Linked DNA regions of Homo sapiens: region 2 is linked to region 1. Evidence: read pairs that join two places in POLR2A ChIA-PET (ENCODE). Cell type or tissue: B cell. All regions are shown on one strand. Links, peaks and the distances in the headings refer to the core of each region. The heading gives the core; the rest is flanking DNA.

Evidence for each region. ChIA-PET counts read pairs that join two places held together with the same protein. Peaks named below come from ENCODE experiments on the same cell type or tissue, not always from the same donor. Only the 100,000 strongest peaks of a DNase experiment are listed, where the experiment ranks them.
Region 2: POLR2A ChIA-PET joins it to region 1 with 5 read pairs; 2 of 35 experiments call an interaction of 5 or more read pairs at or near these places.

What each region holds. Positions count from the first base shown.
Region 1 is chr19:7,601,843-7,609,478 of GRCh38, reverse strand. CAMSAP3 (calmodulin regulated spectrin associated protein family member 3) reads right to left here. Exons shown (of 17, transcript NM_020902.2): 2 at 4,000-4,253; 3 at 3,086-3,208; 4 at 2,908-3,003; 5 at 1,215-1,353. Among named protein-coding and RNA genes, the nearest start is that of CAMSAP3, 9.8 kb to the right of the region's middle. RefSeq lists enhancers at 3,742-4,036, 3,587-4,086, 4,087-4,588. In B cell, for the core only: no CTCF peak of the experiment used is centred there; a DNase peak (open chromatin) is centred at 3,758; H3K27me3 peaks cover 1,699 bases.
Region 2 is chr19:6,313,468-6,320,395 of GRCh38, reverse strand. All of the region lies in intron 1 of ACER1 (alkaline ceramidase 1), which reads left to right. Among named protein-coding and RNA genes, the nearest start is that of ACER1, 17 kb to the left of the region's middle. In B cell, for the core only: no CTCF peak of the experiment used is centred there; no DNase peak of the experiment used is centred there.

The DNA.
Region 1 (7,636 bases), core at 1,076-6,075:
GCTCAAAAAGCTTTTCCGGGCCAGGTGTGGTGGCTCACACCTGTAATCTTAGCACTTGGGGAGGCTGAGGTGGGAGGATGTTTGAGCCCAGGGATTCAAGACCAGCTTGGGCAACATAGCAAGACCCCATCTCTATTTTATACTTTTTTTTTTTTTTTTTTGAGATGGAGTCTCGCTCTGTTGCCCAGGCTAGAGTGCAATGGCATGGTCTTGACTCACTGCAACCTCCACTTCCTGGGTTCAAGCGATTCTCCTGCCTCAGCCTCCTGTGTAGCTGGGATTACAGGCGCCCGCCACCGCACCCGGCTAATTTCTGTATTTTTAGTAGAGACGGTTTCACCATCCTGGCCAGGCTGGTCTTGAACTCGTGACCTCGTGATCCACCCGCCTCGGCCTCCCAAACTGCTGGGATTACAGGCGTGAGCCACCACACCCAGCCCTATAATTTTTTTTTTAATAAAAAAGAAAAAAGAGTTTTTTTAAAAAAAGCTTTTTCTGACCACCCATTGCCTTTAGGACTACCCAGTATGCAAAAAGTACTTCTGGGCCGGGTGCAGTGGTTCACACTTGCAATCCCAGCACTTAGGGAGGCCAAGGTAGGCAGATCACTTGAGGTCAGGAATTCGACACCAGCCTGGCCAACACGGTGAAACCCGTCTCTACTAAAAATACAAAAATTAGCCAGGCGTGGTGGCGTGTGGCTGTAGTCCCAGCTACTCAGGAGGCTGAGGCAGGAGAATGGCTTGAACCTGGGAGGTGGAGGTTGCAGTGAGCCGAGATCATGCCATTACACTCCAGCCTGGGCAACAGAGCAAGACTCCCGTCTCAAAAAAAAAAAAAAAAAAGTACTTTTGGATAAACTTAGTATCTTTCTCTCCCAGCTAGAGCCGTCTGTGAAGTGGGGAGTGTGTCTCTATTCTGGCTGGATCCCCAGTGCCTAAAACAAGGTCTGGCACACAGTCCACACTCCATACGTTTCATCTGCTGCAGGAATGAACTCCTGGAAGCACAGAGAGGTTTATATACTTGTGTGAGGTCACAAAGCTCATTGGGGAAGAGAGAGACACAAACTCAGGCCTGCCAGTTCCGGAAGCTGCCCTCATGACCACTGCATCGTTGCTGGTCTCGCGGACCTGGGGATGGAGGGTCTAGGGGCTGGGACTTAGGATGCCCAGCTCCCCGGCACAAGATCTGTTCCACATCCATTTACTCACCCTCAAGTCGAAGCAGCTGGGGACAATAGCAGTGGATGGTGGCGGCCAGCGCGGCCCCACTGGCCAGGTCCTGGAGGCTGGTCACCGTCGGGAAGCAGGGGGCACGTCGCGCCACCACACGGTCCTTGCGGTATCGGATCTGCAGATGGGAGCCAGGTCAGGTGAGTGGCCAGGCTGGCCCCCAGGGTCAGCGGTCATGCAGGCTGGGCAGGGAGGCCTGGGGTTTCCGCCATGAGGGGGCGGGAAGCTGGGGGTCCCAGAGACAGAGTTGGGGGGCCAGCCTGGAGCAGGGGAGGGGCAGCAGCAAGAGGCAGAGGAGATGTCTTCGAGCAGCCAGGCCAGCAGCGGGGGCTGGGGACAGGGACTCCTGGGACCCCGGGGCGGGGGATACATTACCATGGGGGGTTTGCTCCCCGACTCCTTCAAACAGAAGGCAATTGCGTGCTGGGGGGAGAGGAGCAGCCATCAGCAAGGGGGAGGGGTGCTGACCTGCTGGGCCCCCAAGCCCACCTTGGGGGGGAGGGGGTAGCCCTGACCCTGGTCCTGAGCCCCGGCCGTCCAGCTCCCTGACTGCTCTGGCCGGCTTCGCGAACCCCAGCTCCTCCCAGCCCCAAGGGACCCCACAGAGTAGGAACCCCCTCTTATGCGGGGAATCCTCCTCCCACAAAAGACCCAGGCCCCCAGCTTGGGGAGAGGATGCAGAGGAAGCGGGTAGGCAGGAAGGGAACCTCCCAACCCAGGCCCCAGGGTGGGGGAAGGAGTGAGCAAAGGTGGGGACGCCAGCCAGCCCAAAACCTCCCCCACTTCCTCCTTGTTTATCTACTATGGGAGTAATTTATATGAAGCACAGAGAGGTTTAGATACTTCTGCAAGGTCACACAGCTCATTCAGGGAAGAGAGAAATTTCAACTTCCAGCTTCAGGGATGGGCCTCCTCCTCCTTTTCAAAGCTGGGATTTTTCTCTAGGGAAGCTGGGGGTCTCAGTTAGGAAAGTTATTCTATCTTCTTCTGCATTGGAGGGTCTTCCCCTTGGCCAGAGGGTGCCCTGCCTGCTAGGGTCAGGATCCACGTTTGTGATGGGCTGCAGGTCCCCCCTTCAGAAATTTATGTGGTCTCCCCACCTCGGCTAAGGGGGACAGGTTCAGGGGGTCCCACCCTCTTCATTAATGGGAACGGGGAGGGCTTGCCCTTCTGAATAACGGGAGGGGAAGTTCGTCCCCACCCATCAGTTCGCTGGGGGAGGGGTCTGCCCTCTCAGTTAATGGCCGAGATTCTACCCTTCTCTTGGTTCACAGAGGGGTTCTCCCTGTCTCCCAGGACTGGGGTCCAACCTCCTTTGCTCACAGCTTGGGGAGGTATGAGAGGGCGCGCAGACAGGCAGGCAGAAACAGACATACAGACAGACAGAGCTACAAGCAGGGCAGGCAGACGGGGCGGACAGACAGCCCCACTTACAGGAACCAGCTTCCAGTACCAGCGCGTAGGGCACTGAGGCCAGAGAGGCAGAGAGGAGGGCAGCGGGTACCGGCACAGGGGACGGGCAGGGCACAGAGAGATTGAGAGAGGGGGGAAGAAAGAGAGAGTGTGTCACCTCTAGCCCCCTCCCCACTTCAGGAGTGTCCAGGAAGCACAGCCCTGCCCTCCCAGATCTCCGGTCCCCCATCCTTCTGACGGTTCTATGCCCTGGCCTCACCGAGGGCTGCGCCGGGGCCGCCCCGTCTGCAGGGGCTGCTGGAGAGGCTCGCTGGGCCGCTTCCTGCTCGGTCTTCTCCTGCAGCCGCCGGACGGTCTGGAGGGCAGGGAGGGGGTCAGTGGTCTGGCCACTGGACGATGCTGGTCCCCGAACCCACCCCAGGCCCAACCCCACCTACCGTGTCCACCCAGAAAAGCAGCTTGTGCTCCAAGCTGGTCAGGGCCAAGGGACCTGGCAGGGTCTTTGTCCACTCGAAGGCAAAGGCAGCCATGAGGGCATCAATGACAGCTAGGTGGGCTCCCTGTGGGGGCAAGCGCTAGAGGGTGAGACCTGAGAGCTGCAGGAGGCGCACCTCGGCCCCCAAGGGCCTGGGAAAAGGAAGAACCTGCAGATGGGAGGGACTTGACGGGGGGGGTGGGGCTTGAGGGGGCGGGGCCAGTGGTTCATGGGTGGGGCCTTAAGGGAAGGAACAAGAAATGGGGTCCCGGAAAAGCCACGCACGATGGGTGGGACTTTGAGGTCAGATGCTAGGCGTTAGGATAGGGTGGGCTGTGTACACAAATCCTCAAGGGCCAGAGTAGCGCCTTTTTGGGGAGCTGGGTTTGATGGGAGGGGCCAGGCTTGATGGGAAGAGCTTGAGGGGAGGAGCCAGGGCTGGGGGGAAGAGCTAGGCTTAATGAACAGAGCTTGAGGGGAGGAGCCTGGACTGGTGGGAGGAGCTAGGTTTGATGGACAGAGCTTAAGGGACAGAGCCAAGACTGATGATAGGAGGAGCTAGGTTTGATGGACATAGCTTAAGGGAAGGAGCCAAGACTGATAGGAGCTAGGCTTAATGGATAGCGCTTGAGGGGAGGAGCCAGACCTCGTGGGAGGAACTAGGCTTAATAGCGCTTGAGGGGAGGAGCCAGGCCTGGTGGGAGGAACCTGGGGGAGGAGCCAAGCCTGATGGGAGGAGCTAGGCTTAATCGACAAAGCTTGAAAGGAGCCAAGACTGATAGAGGGAACTTGGGAGGAGCCAGGACTGGCGGGAGGAGCTTGAGGGGAGGAGCTGAGCATGGTAGGCGTGGTCTAACAGGCAGTGGCGGGGCCTACCATGAGAATGGGCTGGTGCCTCAGGTCGGCCTCGCGCACCGGGCGCTCGGGCAAAGCAGGCACTGTGCCCCTCCGCGCCAGCAGGGCCAGCAGTGCAGAGGGGTTGGGGGGTGTTTCAAGCTGTGGCAGTGCCTGGCGCCAGGCTCTGCAGTAGAGCTCGGCTGAGAGCAGCAGCCGTGTCACCGGGGGCTTCACATGCTCCTGCGCGTACTGGTCGGTATAGAAGGGCTCCCACAGCTCCGGGGGCACGTGCTCTGTGGGGGCATAGAGGGGAAACACGGGGGTCAGGGTCACCAGATACAACACACACACACACACACACACACACACACCACATGGCCCGGATTAAGAGTGTGTCTGGACCAGGGAGGATGGCATTGGGAAAGGAGAAAGGGGATCTGGGCTGAGAGTGCAGATGTGCAGGAGTTTGCTGGAGGAAGGGGTGATGGCGTTGTAGGCAGAGGGGCCTGCAGATGCAAAGCCCAGCAGGTGGGAGAGAACACGGTGCCTCAGGGAGCTGATGGGCACTTAGAGTGGAAAGGAGGGGAGGCTACCCCCAATACCAGGCCAGCTGGACTGGCTCTTGTAGGTCCCAGGAAAGACAATAACATCGGCAATCCTAAGAGCCTTCCTGCTCTTGCCAATGTAGACTCACTGAGCCTTACATCAACGCTAGGAGGCAGCCAGGGCCCAATTGGCAACCCCCATGTTACAGAGGAGGAAACTGAGGCACAGAGAAGGAAAGTCCCTTGCCCCAGGCCAAATAACTCTTCAACACCAGGACTGGGGTTAGACCCAGCAAACTGGACGCCCTCTCTTAGCTTGCAGGCAGGGGGGGATGAGTGGGGGGCACACAGGCGAGCAGGGGAGGTGGGCACACCACAGGCACATCGAGGGAGTTGAGTGATGTAAACCTGGTGATTGAAGGGAGGAGGCAAGGGACAGAGAGGGAGGTAGCCAGGACCTTGCTGGGTCTGAGGGGGAAGAGGGAAGAGAGGGGTAATGACTGAGCTTGGGTGCAGGAGGAATGGGAGGTGAAGGGGTGAAATTGAATGTGAGGGGCTTTGAGGACATCCTTGAGGCAGATTATGTGAAAGGCTGGGGCTTAGAGAGATGGTGAGGTCACATCATAGAGACAGCCTGAGGTCCCTAAATAGGACAATGGGAAGAGGCGTGAGGAAGCCCCAGGTGGACAGTGGGCTGGGGGCAGAAATCCACGTAGGACCAAGAGTGGAGAGGAGAAGGCCAGGAAGGCTTGGCAGGGGTCGGGGAAGAGGTGACTGAAATCAACAGCAGGGAATCTGTCCAGCTCTTGTTCTAATCTGCACAGCTTTTGCGGTTTTTTGGAGATAAGAGTCTCTCTGTCGCCCAGGCTGGAGGGCAGTGGTGCAATCTTGGCTCACTGCAACCTCTGCCTCCCGGGCTCGAATGATTCTCCTGCCTCAGACTCCCAAGTAGCTGGGATTACAGGTGCGATGCTGCCATACCCGGCTAATTTTTGTATGTTGTAGAAACAGGGTTATCACCATTTTGGCCAGGCTGGTCTTGAACTCCTGACCTCAAGCGATCTGCTCACCTTGGCCTCCCAAAGTGCTGGGATTACAGGCGTGAGCCACCACGCCCAGCCTGCACAGCCTTCTCTGTTTGTTTGAGTTTTTGCTGGAGTGCAGTGGCACGATCATGGCTCACTGCAACCTGAACTCTGGGCTCAAGGGATCCTCCCTGCCTCAGCCTCCTGAGTAGCTGGGACCGCAGGCACGTGCCACCACACCCAGCCAATTTTTAAATTTTTTTATAAAGATGGAAGCCTCACCATGTTGCTCAGGCTGGTTTCGAATTTCCTGGCCTCAAGTGATCCACCTGCCTTGGCTTCCCAAAGTGCTGGGATTATAGGGGTAAGCCACTGTGCCCAGACTTGTTTTGTATATTGGGGTTCTGTGTGTGTGTTTGAAAGAACGGGGTGGGGGCCGGGTGCAGTGACTCATGCCTGTAATCCCAGCACTTTGGGAAAACAAGGTAGGCAGATCTTTTAAGGTCAGGAGTTCAAGACCAGCCTTGTCAACATGGTGAAACCCCATCTCTACTAAAAATACAAAAATGAGCTGGGCATGGTGGCACACGCCTATAATCCCAGCTACTCGGGAAGCCGAGGCCGGAGAATCGCTTAAATCTGGGAGGCAGAGGTTGCAGCCAGCTGAGATTGCGCCACTGCACTCCAGCCTGGGTGATAGAGCAAGCCTCTGTCTTAAAAAAAAAAAAAAGAAAGAAAGAAAAAAAAAGAAAAGAAAGAACAGGGTAAGGGGTTCTAGTGCTTCAGAACATATTTGAACGGGACTTCTCCACCTGTGAGGACCCAGGCACTCTTGGCTGCCTTCTGTCCCTCCCTGTCCTGGCTCCTTTCCCACCTTCTAAAACCACACTGGACCGTCCCACTTAACGCGCCACCCGCATGTAGACTTGGACCTTCTTTTTGCCCCTCTCATCTTGGCTCCTTGAAAGAAGAGGTATTTCAGGCTCACTTCCTCCCTGCCCTCCCAGCCCCCCTCCACCTCTCCCTCAATTTCCCTGAGCTCGATGCTGCCCTCATGGCTTCCGGTCTCCCCAAGGCCAGCAGGGACCTCCAAAGCATATCTGTGGGCCCGTATCTCGCCTGGGCTCTGTGCCCAGTGCCTCCTTCTTCCAGAAACCTTCCTCCCACAGGCGTCTCCTTGTAAATGGACATGCCCCACCCCCACCCCAGGCCACCCTACCCCGTGACGGCTTCCAGGGCCACCTGAAGACTGCAACAGCGGCTGCCACGGGCCCCACTGCACCCTGGGCATCTCCCACAATTCTCAACATCTCACCCACACCTCCCCTCCTCCCTGCCCCCAAGGCAGTGAGAAATCACCCTCCCTCCCTTTCTTTACGCCCTCACCCCACATTTAATGCGTCCTTGGCTTTCAACTTCCTGATATCTCCCAAATCCAAACCCTCCTCTCTACCTCCCCAGCCCCGGCCTTGGGCACGTCTTGCTCCCACCAGCAAAATCACACGTGTTTCTTTCCTACAGGACTTTTCAGGGCCTTTAAGATGAAAAACAAGAAACAAAAAACACCAAAACCTTAAGCTAGGGCTACACTGACATTTATCAGACACTTATTATACACCGATGTTCTTCCACCTTGGTTCATTGGTACTTGGGGCTGGAAAATTCTTTGTATTCAGGGGATGCTGTCCTGTCCTGTACACTGTGAGATGTTTAGCAAAATCTCTGGTCTGTATTTACTAGACGTCAGTAGTACATTCCTCCCAAGTAATGACAACCACAAATGTCCCCAGACACTGCCAAATGTCAATTAAGTGTCAAAATCATCACCAGTTGAGAACCACTGCCTTATACTATAAACTTATTCTATTTTTCTTTCCTTTTTTTTTTGAGACAATCTTGCTCTGTCACCCAGGCTGGAGTGCAGTGGTGCCATCTCGGCTCACTGCGACCTCTGCTTCCCAAGTTCAAGCTATTCTCCTGCTTCAGCCTCCCAAGTAGCTGGGACTACAGGCGTGCACCACCATGCCCGGCTACTTTTTGTATTTTTAGTAGAGATGGGGTTTCACCACGTTGACCAGGCTGGTCTCAAACCCTGACCTCAAGCAA
Region 2 (6,928 bases), core at 1,418-6,417, 1.3 Mb after region 1:
GGTTGCAGTGAGCCGAGATCGCGCCGCTACACTCCAGCCTGGGTGACAGAGTGAGATATACGCATTTTAATTCATGCAATTAAGTCTTGTGCTGTGGCCGGTGCACACTTCGTCCCTCCAACATTAGCAGGCACACTTGGAATGAATGCAGGTGGCTGTCCTCAACTGGAGACAGAGGCCAGGTGTTGCTGGTGGGAGGGAGTTTGAGCTTTGGCAATGAGGACGAAGAATGAGGAGATGTTGGAGATGTATTCAACAAACTTTTCTTTCTTTCCTTTTTTTTTTTTTTTTTTGAGACAGAATCTCTCTCTGTCACAGGGGTTGGAGTGCAATGGTGCGATCTCAGCTCACTGCAGCCTCCACGTTCAAGCGATTCTCCTGTTTCAGCCTCCTGAGTAGCTGGCACTACAGGCATCCACCACCACACCGGCTAATTTTGTATTTTTAGTAAAGACAGGGTTTCTCCATGTCGGCCAGGCTGGTCTTGAACTCCTGACCTCAAGTGATCTGCCCACCTCAGCCTTCCAAAGTGCTGGGATTACAGACATGAGCCACTGCGCCTGGCCCCTTCTGTATTATTTATGTGTATTCTTTTCTACTAAAATGTATTAGGCGCCTACTGTGTGCCAGAGAGTGTTCTAGATACAGGGTGGGGAGGGGGCAAAACACACAGAGCTCCCTGGTCCCGTGGCACTTAACTCTGTAATCCTCACAGCAGCCTCTGGAAGTAGGAGCAGGAAAACCAGGCACAGGAGGTCCCCTGCTGTCCTGACTGTATACACCCCGAGAAGGCAGGGACTTTGTTTTCAGACACTGGTATGGTCCTTGAGCACATAGTAGGTACTCAAGGGATGCTTGGACAAATGAATGAATGAATGAATGAACGAATGAATGAAGGAAGGGAGGGAGGTGATGTCACCTGCTGGAGCTGGGACCAAGAAGGTCCAGCTCACTTGTGTCCAGAGTTCAGGACTGGGCTGGCTTTGGATGGGATCCCAGACAGGTGTCTCCCCCGCCTGGCAGAGCCTGGGTGGGATGAGAAGCAGGGAACGTGGGGGCTGAGCCCCGGAAGGCAGGGAGGGAGACCCTGGCATCCAGGCAGTTTCCGATGTTATCGGAAACTCCATTAGTCGGGGTCCCCCATTAGTCAGTATCTCCACCCACAGTCTCTGTCCTCCTTCTGAGCGCTTAGGGACACTGTTGATAACTCCTGGCTGGACTCTGCTGGCCCCTAAGCTTGGAATAACGATACCCATAACAGGCCTGTTATTATTATTATCTCCTTCAACAATAACAACAGCAGCAGCCCCAGCTATTTTTTGAGCTCATACCACATCCTGGGCAATGCACTTCTGCAATGCCTCATCTTGTGCATGGCCCGCATCAGCCTGCAAGGTACCATTGATGATGTGTCCTGCTTTTACTGATACAAGCGAAGAGAAACCAAGAGGCATTAGTCACAGGGCCAGGCAGCAGGGGAGCACCCTCTTAATCACCACCACCCGTCTAGTCTTTCCATCTTTGTTTTCTTTTTTTTTTCTTTTTCTTTTTGAGTTGGAGAGAGATGAGTTAGGAATAATTTTATTTTTATTTATTTATTTATTTTTTTTGAAACGGAGTCTTGCTCTGTTGCGCAGGCTGGAGTGCAGTGGCACGATCTCAGCTCACTGCAACCTCCGCCTCCCGGGTTCACGCCATTCTTCTGCCTCAGCCTCCCAAGTAGCTGGGACTACAGGCGCCTGCCACCACACCCAGCTATTTTTTTTTTTTTTTTGTATTTTTAGTAGAGACGGTGTTTCACTGTGTTAGCCAGGATGGTCTCGATCTCGTGACCTCATGATCCGCCTGCCTGAGCTTTCCAAAGTGCTGGAATTACAGGCATGAGCCACTGTGCCTGGCCTATTTTTTATTTTTTATTTATTTTGGGGGGACAGAGTCTCACTATGTCACCCAGGCTGGAATGCAATCGTGTGATCTCAGCTCACTGCAACCTCTGCCTCCCAGGTTCAAGCGATTCTCCTACCTCAGCCTCCTGAGTAGCTGGGATTACAGGCATGCGCCACCGCACCTGGCTAATTTTGTATTTTTAGTAGAGATGGGGTTTCTCCATGTTGGCCAGGCTGGTCTCGAACTCCCGACTTCAGGTGATCGGCCCACCTCGGCCTCCCAAAGTGCTGGGATTACAGGCGTGAGCTGTAATCCATGCCCGGCTAATTTTTTGTACTTTTTTTTTGTTTTTTTTAGGACGGGGTTTCACCGTGTTAGCCAGGATGGTCTCGATCTCCTGACCTCATGATCTGCCCGCCTCACCCTCACAAAGTGCTGGGATTACAGGTGTGAGCCACCGCGCCCAGCCTGAACATGTTTTAAATGGAGATTTTTAGAGGCTGAGGTGAGTGGATCTGCTTTGTTCAGGAGTTCGAGACCAGCCTGGGCAATATGATGAAACCCTGCCTCTACTAAAAATACAAAAATTAGACATACATGGTGGTGAGTGCCTGTAATCCCTGCTACTCGGGAGGCTGAGGCAGGAGAATTGCTTGAACCCGGGCGGTGGAGGTTGCAGTGAGCCAAGATTGCCCCACTGGATTCCAGCCTGGGTGATAGAGCAAGACTCTGTCTCAAAAAGAAAAAAAACACAAAAACAAAACTAACAAACAAAAAACAAAACAACAACAAAAAAAGTTGGAGAGAGATGAGTTATGGAAGGAATTTATACGCCAAGTTTAAGAGTTTAGACTTTATTTATTGAAGGCCCAGACACGTTTTAATGGATGCTTTTGAATCTGGGAGACTGGTTGGGTCAGTATCTTCAGGCACGCGTTGATATTCAAGGGCTGGTGTTTGGTTGGAGGCAGAGGGAACATTGTGTTTGTTTGGGAGTATGTGTGCATCAGCACAAATGGAGGCAACTGAACTAGGGCCACGGGCTGAGAAGAGGCGCATGGAGGCGTTGGCATGGCCCCTGTCCCATCTGTCCTTGGACCACTGAAGAGAAGCGCTTGCAGTCCAGAACTGTAGTCGTAATCTGTTTACTGACATTGTCCATTTCATATCAATCACTTGTTTTTCTTTCCACACCTGTCTTAGTTCAGTTTGTGTTGCTATAAAGGAATAACTGGGGCTGGGTGCAGTGGCTCACGCCTGTAATCCCAGCACTTTGGGAGGCCAAGGTGGGTAGATCACTTGAGGTCAGGAGTTTGAAAACAGCCTGGCCAACATGGTGAAACCCCGTCTCTACTAAAAATACAAAAGTTAGCCGGGTATGGTGGCACGCGCCTGTAGTCCCAGCTACTTGGGAGGCTGAGGCAGGAGAATCGCTTGAACCCAGGATGCGGAGGTTGCAGTGAACCGAGATTGCACCACTGCACTCCAGCCTGGGTGACAGAGTGAGACTCCATCTCAGAAAAAAAAAAAAAAAAAAAAAGATGGGGAGGGAAAGAGACTTGTTTCTGAGCTCATGTGACAGTTTCATGTTTTTCTTTTGTTTGTATAAATTGAAGAAGTACAAGTGCAGTTTTGTTACATGTATGTATTGTGTGGTGGTGAAGTCTGACCTCTTTTTTTTTTTTTTTTGAGAGGGAGTCTCGCTCTGTCGCCCAGACTGGTGTGCAGTGGTGCGATCTCGGCTCATTGCAACCTCTGCCTCCTGGATTCAAGCGATTGTCCTGTCTCAGCCTCTGGAGTAGCTGGGATTATAGGCATGCACCACCATGCTCGGCTAATTTTTTGTATCTTTAGTAGAGGCAAGGTTTCACCATGTTGGCCAGGCTGGTCTCGAACTCTTGGTCTCATGATCCACTCACCTCCACCTCCCAAAGTGCTGGGATTACAGGTGCAAGCCACCGCGCCCGGCCCGATATTTGATTTTCTGTTTCTGAGTTGTTTCACTTAAGATCATGTCCTCCGGTTCCATCCATGTTGCCGCAAAGGCATTTCATTCTTTGTGTGTGTGTGTGAGACAGGGTTTCACTCTGTCACCCAGGTTGGAGTGAAGTGGCACAATCACAGCTCCTGCAGCCTCCAACTCCTGTGCTCAAGCAATCTTTCCTCCTCAGCCTCTCAAGTAGTTAAGACTACAGGCACATGCCAGTATGTTTGGCTAATTTTCTAAATTTATTTTTTATGGAGGTGGGGTCTCACTATGTTGCCCAGGCTGGTTGCGAACTCTTGTCCTCAGGCAATTCTCCTGCCTCAGCCTCCCAAATTGCTGGAATCACAGGCATGAACCATCACACCTGGCCTATTTCATTCTTTTTTCTTTTTTTGAGACGGAGTCTCGTTCTCTCACCCAGGCTGGAGTGCAGTGCAACAATCTCAGCTCACTGCAACCTCTGTCTCCCAGATTCAAGTGATTCTCCTGCCTCAGCCTCCCGAGTAGCTGGACTCACAGGCACACACCACCATGCCTGGCTAATTCTTGTATTTTTTGTAGAGATGGGGTTTCACCATGTTGGCCAGGCTGGTCTCGAATTCCTGACTTCGTGATTTGCCTGTCTCAACCTCCCCAAGTGCTGAGATTACAGGTGTGAGTCACCACACCTGGGCTCATTCTTTTTTTAATGGCTAAATAGTATTCCAGGCCAGGTGTGGTGGCTCATGCCTGTAATCCCAGCAGTTTGGGAGGCCAAGGCGGGTGGATTGCTTGAGTCCTGGAGTTAGAGACCAGCCTGGGCCACATGGCCAAATCCCATCTGTACAAAAAATACAAAAATTAGGCTGGCCGTGGTGGCTCAAGCCTGTAATCCCAGCACTTTGGGAAGCCGAGGAGGGTGGATCACAGGATCAGGAGATCGAGACCATCCTGACTAACACGGTGAAACTCCGCCTCTACTAAAAATACAAAAAATTAGCCAGGTGTGGCGGCGTGCACCTGTAGTCCCAGCTGCTGGGGAGGCTGAGTCAGGAGAATGGCATGAACCCGGGAGGCGGAGCTTGCAGTGAGCCGAGATCGCGCCACTGTACTCCAGCCTGGGCGACGGAGTGAGACTCTGTCTCAAAAAACAAAACAAAACAAAACAAAAATTAGCTGGACATGGTGGTGCATGCTTGTAGTCCCAGCTACTTGGAGGGCTGAGGTGGGAGGATTACTTGAACCTGGGATGTCGAAGCTGCAGTGACCCATGATCGTGTCACTGCATTCCAGCCTCGGCAACAGAGAGAGACCCTGTCTCAATAAATAAATAAATAAATAAATAAATATAAATAAATAAGGCCGGGTGCAGTGGCTCACACCTGTAATCCCAGCACTTTGGGAGGCCGAGGCGGGCGGATCATGGGGTCAGGAGATTGAGACCACGGTGAAACCCCGTCTCTACTAAAACTACAAAAAAATAATTAGCTGGGCGTGGTGGCAGGCACCTGCAGTCCCAGCTACTCAGGAGGCTGAGGCAGGAGAATGGTGTGAACCCAGGAGGCGGAGCTTGCAGTGAGCTGAGATCGCGCCACTGCACTCCAGCCTGGGCGACAGAGCAATACTCCATCTCAAAAATAAATAAATAAATAAATAAATAAATAAATAAAATTCCATTGTGTATATATACCACATCTTCTTTATCCAATCATTGGGTTGATTTCATATCTTCACCTGTGTGAACAGTGCTGCAATAAACATATGAACGCAGGTATATTTTAGTATAATGATTTCGTTTCCTTTGGGTAGATACTCAGTAGCGGGATTGCTGGATCAAATGGTAGTCCTAATTTTAGTTCTTTGAAAATTCTGCATACTGTTTTCCGTAGAGGTTGTACCCATTTACATTTCCACCCATATTATATAAGTATTTGTCATATGAGAGACTTGTCGCGGCTCAGACATATCAGGGAGACACTTTGTGGGGAGTCAAAGTCTGATGTCAGCACGTCGGGGTCTTGAGTCATTTAATTTTGGGTGCAAATGTTCTTGTGACCTTTTTTTTTTTTTTTTGAGGTGAAGTCTTAGTCTGTTGCCCAGGCTGGAGTGCGATGGCGTGATCTCGGCTCACTACCACCTCTGCCTCCTGAGTTTAAGCAATTCTCCCACCTCAGCCTCCCAAGTAGCTGGGATTACAGGCACCCACCACTACACCCAGCTATTTTTTTGTATTTTAGTAGAGATGGGATTTCACCATGTTGCCCTGGCTGGTTTCAAACTCCTGACCTCAAGTGATCTGCCTGCCTCAGCCTCCCAAAGTGCTAGGATTACAGGTGTGATCCACTGCACCTGGCCAATTTTTGTATTGTTTTACATTATTGTGAAATATATATTCACATATTATATATATATATATATTCACAATATATATTTACATACTGTTTTGTAGAGTTTCACTATGTTTTTTGGGCTGGCCTTGAACGCCTGACCTCAGGTGATCTACCTGCCTCAGCCTCCCAAAGTGCTGGGATTACAGGCGTGAGCCACCATGCCCGGCCATCACCTGAAGTTTCATTCACTCATGTGTCTGATGACTGTATAGGGAAGAATTGAACCACTGGCCCTCCTCTGGCATCTCTCTCCATCTCAGTGTGGTCTCTACACATGGTTTCTCCAGCGTGGTGGCTTCAAGGGTAGCCAGTCTTCTTGTGTGGTGGCCTAGGATCTGGACGTCTTGTCCTATGAGATAGAGAAAGGTGGAAGCCACAGTTCCTTTTATGACCTAACCTCAGAAGTCACACAGTATCATTTCTGCTTCATGCTGTTTGTCAAAAAGGTACTGCATCGTCTTTCCTTGTCTGCAAGGGCAAGGTCAACTCATGACATCCATGGCCACATTTCAGCCCACAGGAAGAGGAAAGGGGGCAAGCTTTCCTTACGTGGTTTTTGAAAGGACTGACCTGGAAGTAGTAGATGTCATTTACATTCTTATCTCATTGGCCAGAGCAGGTCAAAAGGCCACAAGGCCACAGTGAACTGCAGCGAAGGCTGGGAAATGTAGTCTTTCACTGGGTA